Linked DNA regions of Homo sapiens: region 2 is linked to region 1. A link is a loop called in an ENCODE intact Hi-C map of the cell type or tissue named here. Cell type or tissue: transverse colon. All regions are shown on one strand. Links, peaks and the distances in the headings refer to the core of each region. The heading gives the core; the rest is flanking DNA.

Region 1 (2,908 bases), core at 320-2,819:
TGTCAGATCAGCGGCGGCATTAGATTCTCATAAGCGCACAAACCCTGCTGTGAACAGCACATATGAGGGATCTAGATTTGGCGCTCCTTATGAGACTCTGATGCCTGATGATCTGTCACTGTCTCCTGTCCCCCCCAGCTGGGACCCTCTAGTTGCAGGAAAACAAGCTCAGGGCTCCCACTGATTCTACGTTATGGTGAGTTGTAGAATTTTTTTCATTATATATTACAATGCAGTAATGATAGAAATAAGGTGCACAATAAATGTAATGCATTTGAATCATCATGAAACCATCCCCCTGCCTCCCTTCAGTGGGAAAATTGTCTTCCACGAAACCGGTCCCTGATGCCAAGAAGGTTAGGGACCACTGCAGTAAAGGACCCCTTCTTTGACTGGCTTCATTCAGTCAGCATGATGATTTTTAGGGTCATTCAAGTTGTTACATATATCCATAGCTTTTTCTTTTTCATTGCTGAGTAATGTTCCATTGTATGGATTTACTACAGTGTTTTTATCCTGTGGATGGATATTGATGGAGTTGTTTCCAGTTCTTGGCTTTTACAAATAGAGGTGCTGTGAACATTCACGTGCAAGTCTTCATATGGGCACGTGCTTTCATTTCTCTTGGGTAGATACCTAGGAGTGGAGTGGCTGGGAGATGTGCTGGGTATATAATTAACTTTTATGTAAACTGCCTGCTGTTTTCCAAATTGGTTGATTTTACTCTCCCGCCGGCAGTGTGAGAGTGTCCACTTTGGGCTTAAGTTCAGCAGGCTTCTGGCAGTGATGGGATAGCAGCTGTCCTTAAGAAAGAGCATTTGCCCTCTGTGTCTCTTGGGCTGTGAAGTGTCTTGTACTGATGAGGGGGGTGGGAGGCTATAGGAGTGAGGCTGAGGAGGGAAAGGAGAAGCCTCAGAAAGAGGTGCAGACTGAAGACCACCTTAGAAGGTCGCAAAATCCAAGGGAGCAGAGCCAGTGTGCCTCTCCTTGTGACCTCTGGCCTCAGTTTCCCTGTCTGTAAATCCGGATGTTTGGCCAAGATCAGTTTTCAACAAGGTGCTGGGTGGGGGGGCGGGGGGCGGCGGTGTATGGCGTGCAAGCATTGTAGCCCCCAAGAGGACATTTGGCCATGTCTGGGGCAATTTTCGGTTTGTTACAACTTTGGGGTGTCATGGTTGTTACTGGCACGTGGCAGGTGGAGGTGAGGGATGCTGCCCAAGATCCCGCAATGCCTGGGGCAGCCCTGAGTCTTCGTCATCCCGAGACTGAGAGCCCCAGGTCAGATGAGCTCTGTGACCCCCTCAGCCTCTGATCCACACTCACCAAGGATTACTCTGGTGCACGATTCTGTTTCGGTGGGAGCTGGTGTAATTATCTAGAGGTGTGTCTACCTGTGTGCCCAGAGGGGCCCGCCCTCTCGGTGAGCAAGGACACCTGGTTCCCTGGGGTCTGAGCCAGGCCCTCAGGGAGGGGGGCAGCCAGGAGCCGCAGGGGGCTCAGCCAGCTCCTGGCCCTCAAGTGTTCTAGGAAACCGGCTTCTCTGTGGGGATGTGACTCTCCCTCACTCCTCCCATTGCCTGAGTAGGCAAATTCCACCTAGCTCTTTATGACTAACTGCCTGGCAGCCTGAGCTCAGGGCAGTTCCTAACGAACTTCTTTGATTATTAACCTATGCTGGGCCCAGGGAAATTACTCACTTGTTTTCTGGCCAAGAGAAAATCTCCTGGAAACTTCTATATATAAATCTTTTTGACAATTCCGCATTCAAGAGAGTTCCCCTGGCAGTTCTTCTATTTGTAGGGTGGGGAGAAAAACCCATGTAATTTCCCCAAACTGTGGATTTTGTTCCTATAGAACATGCTTGTGAGATTCAGTGTGCGTATTTGTGTGAGTGTGTGTGAATGTGTGTGTGAATGTATGAGTGTGGATGTGTGTGAATGTGTGTGTGTATGTGAATGTGTGTGAATGTGAGTGTGAATGAGTATGTGGATGTGTGTGAATGTGTGAATGTGTATGTGTGGGTGTGAATGTGTGTGTAAAGGTGATTGTGAGTGTGTGAATGCGTGTGTGAATGCGTGTGTGACTGTGTGAATGTGTGAGGTGTGAATGTGTGTGAATGGATGTGTGTGTGAATGCGTATGTGTGAATGTGAATGCGTGTGTGAATGTGTGTGTGTGTGAATGTGTGTGTGTGTGGTGATGGTCATTGTCCACATTGGTGGTCTTGTCACTCACTTCTTGATCTGTTGCTGCATCAGCAGAATGCTGGGCAGATGGCTGCATCTTGTTTGGGAGTTTGGGAGTTTTCTTTGAGTATCTGTTTTTTAACTTTCAGGGGAGAATACCAAGGTTGGGAAACACTGGTTTTGCTGACATAAGAATAAGAAAATTGGCCAGGTGCATTGGCTCACACCTGTGATCCCAACACTTTGGGAGACCGAAGTGGGAGGATTGCTTGAAGCTAGGAGTTCAAGACCAGCCTGGGTAACATAGGGAGACCCCCATCTCTACGAAAAAACAAAACACCCAGGTGTGTTGGTGCTGCCTATGGTCCCAGCTGCTCAGGAGGCTGAGGTGAGAGGATTGCTTGAGCCTAGGAGGTTGAGGCTGCAGTGAGCCATGATTGCACCACTACCCTCCAACCTGGGCAACAGAGTGAGACCCTATCATTAAAAATCAGTCAATCAATCAATCAGTCAATCCATGCGCGTCCTCCCCCATTCCTGCCTTGATTTCCCTGTTAGGATTTGCCATGGGGTGGGCAGCTGGGCAAAGGCATCTGAGCTGGAGGTAGGTGATAAGCTCCCTGGGCCTCCCACCCTGCCTGCCTCTGCTCAGTGGCTCCTGGGTCCCTCCTGACCATGTAACCTTTGCGCCAGCCAGAGAATCTGCCCTTTGCCTTCCTCTCC
Region 2 (2,908 bases), core at 292-2,791, 91 kb before region 1:
GTGAGACCTTGTCTCTACTAAAAATAAATTTTAAAAATCAGCTGGCACGGTGATGCATGCCTGTAGTCCCAGATACTCAAGAGGCTGAGTTGGGAGGATTAATCAAGCCTAGGATTTCAAGGCTGCAGTGAGCTATGACTGTGCCACTACACTACAGCGTGAGTGACAGAGTGAGACTCTGTCTCAAAAAAAGGAATACTTTCACATTTGATATTTTTCATTTCGCCATTTTTCAACCTTAAACTAACACCCAAAATGCTACATTAATTTTATGATCTAGGACATGCATTTTTCCAAATTGCATAAAATTCTGAGTCTCCTTAAACAAAACAGAAAAAAAAATGTTTCCCAGGGGAGTCTGTTTGCTTCCCAGCAGTTCCAGGAAATGCTGAGCTGGAGACCTGCTTAGCTCACCCCTTGTGGAGAAAATTTGATCAGATGTGAACAGACGGTGGTAGAACTAAACGTCCCTCTCTGAAGCTATTTATGCAAAATATTATTTCCCCACCGGCTCTGCGTATTATTTGAGTGTGAACGATATTATTTGCCTACATCCGGCACATCTTATTATTTGGCTCTATTTTGACAGCAAACCACTTTATCAGACCATGTGCAATTTACATCTCACTTTTCCAAGGCACAGTTCTTTTTAGGAGATGCACTTCTTTGTGAAGATGGACAACACTAAACTTCAGTCTAAAGGTCTGTGGCCGATTGCTTGCATATAAAGAGATTTTCATAAATGTCCTCAATAGCTATGAAAAACTGGAAAAATTATATCATTAGCCACCCCGATGTCTTCAGAGTTGCTGAGTGGTCAGCCCTTCATTTGTGGACCACGCTGTGCCGAAACTGTTCTGCCAGTGCCCGCCTGACTGAGCCGCGTCTGGGCCCCCCAGCCACTCCACGGCTTCAGAGTCTGTGTCTTGATGCCTCAGTGTTCTGCCCTCTCGGGCGGAGAATGTTAAAGCCCAAAGGAAATTTCAGACTTAAAGTGTCTGTGATGAAAGGGACCTCGAGGGTCATCTGCCCAATGCGTTTATGGATGAGGACACTGAATTGCAGCAGCGTGAAGTGGCCTGCCAAGGTCATTCGGTGAGTTAAAGGCTGAGCCCAGGCTCCATCCTGGGTGTCCTGACGTCCAGTCTACGGCCCTGTCCCCCCACTTGCAGTGGCCTCGTGGTGACTTGTGTTTTCCCTTTCATGGCGGGATGCAGGGAGAGTGATGGCGGTCAGCGTTGCAACTCTCAAGCTCCTATTGCTTCCACACAGCCAGCTCGGGTGGGGCATCCTCTCCGTGAAGTTCCATTTAGCTAGTAACTGTGTTACTCGGTTAATTAAGTGGGAAAACACAGGCGCCACCCTTGACTTTTAATAGTTTCAATGCAACCTGTTCCCATGGTGTTTTAACACCTCCTCCCCCACCCAACTCCACCCAACACCCACCTCTCCAGCAAGGAATGAATGTACACACTGGAGCTGTCTTCCCAGTAGGAAGGCAAGCTTCCGAATGGGAGGTGCAGCTTTTTTAAAACGCTTTTGCTGCATCAGAAGAGGTGGAGCTAACACAGATAGGCATGATTCACGTAGGCGATCACAGTGTGGCTCTTGAATGAGATTTTTAAAATAAAGGAACAATCCATTGTGAGAATTGAGAGCATTTCACTTTGGCTTTCCAGTTCAATTCAACAACTACTTAATTAGCACCCACTGTATTCAAGTCTCTGGCCATGCTGGGGAAATAAAAGATGAAGACATGTTATCTCTGGCTTCAAAAGAGCATATAGTTTTGAATAGGAAGAAAGCATGTATTCAAATAAAGTGCATTTATACCATGCTAATTATTCATGTAAGTTAGGAAGTATCTTCAAGTGAGCCCAGCAGCAGACATCTTTTATCTTCAGGATGGAGTTCCATTTCTGCAAAGAGTAAGATGAGGCCCTTGAACTTCTGGAACACAAGAAATTCACAGGACAGAGCCAAGCCTGTGTGCAAGGTCCCCTGACCAAGTGCTCAGTCGCCATTTCTGTGTTACTAGATCACCGTTTTTGTCTTTGTTTTTGTTTTTTTTAGACAGAGTCTCACTCTGTCACCCAGGTTGGAGTACGGTGGCGTGATCTTGGCTCACTGCAACCTCCGCCTCCAGGGTTCAAGCGATTCTCCTGCCTCAGCCTCCCAAGTTGCTGGGATGACAAGCATCCGCCATCACACCCAGCTAATTTTTGTATTTTTAGTAGAGATGGGCTTTTACCATGTTGGCCAGGCTGGTCTTGAACTCCTGACCTCAGGTGATCCATCCACCTTGGCCTCCCAAAGTTCTGGGATTACAGGCATGAGCCACTGTGCCCGTCCAAGAGTACCGTTTTCTTCTGTCTACTTCCACTGTGACATAAGCAGCCCAAAATTCCAGCAAGAGGGCCTTTGAGAAGGATTTGGAGCTCAGATTAGATCACCTGCACTTAGGTTAAGATGCTCCAATTTTTGACAACGAACAGGAGGAGACGGGCACCTCAGAGCAAGCCCTGGGTAGGACACTTGGAGGAAGAGGGGACTCACTCTGAAATGAGGAAAAGTTAGAGAGTCAGGCTCCTGAGGCAGGAGCCCAGAGGTGCCTGGTGCTCTGCCAGCTTATCCGGTCTACCTGGCTCTTTCAACCATCCAATCTGTCCCTACCCAGTGTGTCCAGTGCCACATTAAAATGGGCCTCTGATGCCCTCCTCCCACTCACAGATTCCGTCTTTATCCCTCCCGAGCTGATTTGCACACCACATCTAATTCCCTCCAATCCTCCCAGCCCCAGCCTTGTCATTCATTTTCCCATTGTTCCCTCCCTCCTTCCTCCCCCTAACCTGACTCCTGATGCCTTCCCTCATCAATCAGGATGCCATCACCCACAGAAGTACTACCT

What was found. Peaks named below come from ENCODE experiments on the same cell type or tissue, not always from the same donor. Only the 100,000 strongest peaks of a DNase experiment are listed, where the experiment ranks them.
Region 2: a loop joins it to region 1, with 27 times the contacts of the local background. A loop is called at or near these places in 1 of 110 quality-filtered maps.

What each region holds. Positions count from the first base shown.
Region 1 is chr2:235,509,925-235,512,832 of GRCh38, forward strand. All of the region lies in intron 1 of AGAP1 (ArfGAP with GTPase domain, ankyrin repeat and PH domain 1), which reads left to right. Among named protein-coding and RNA genes, the nearest start is that of AGAP1-IT1, 5.6 kb to the left of the region's middle. In transverse colon, for the core only: no CTCF peak of the experiment used is centred there; DNase peaks (open chromatin) are centred at 747 and 1,517; H3K27ac peaks cover 2,500 bases.
Region 2 is chr2:235,418,720-235,421,627 of GRCh38, forward strand. No RefSeq gene overlaps it. Among named protein-coding and RNA genes, the nearest start is that of AGAP1, 74 kb to the right of the region's middle. In transverse colon, for the core only: no CTCF peak of the experiment used is centred there; no DNase peak of the experiment used is centred there.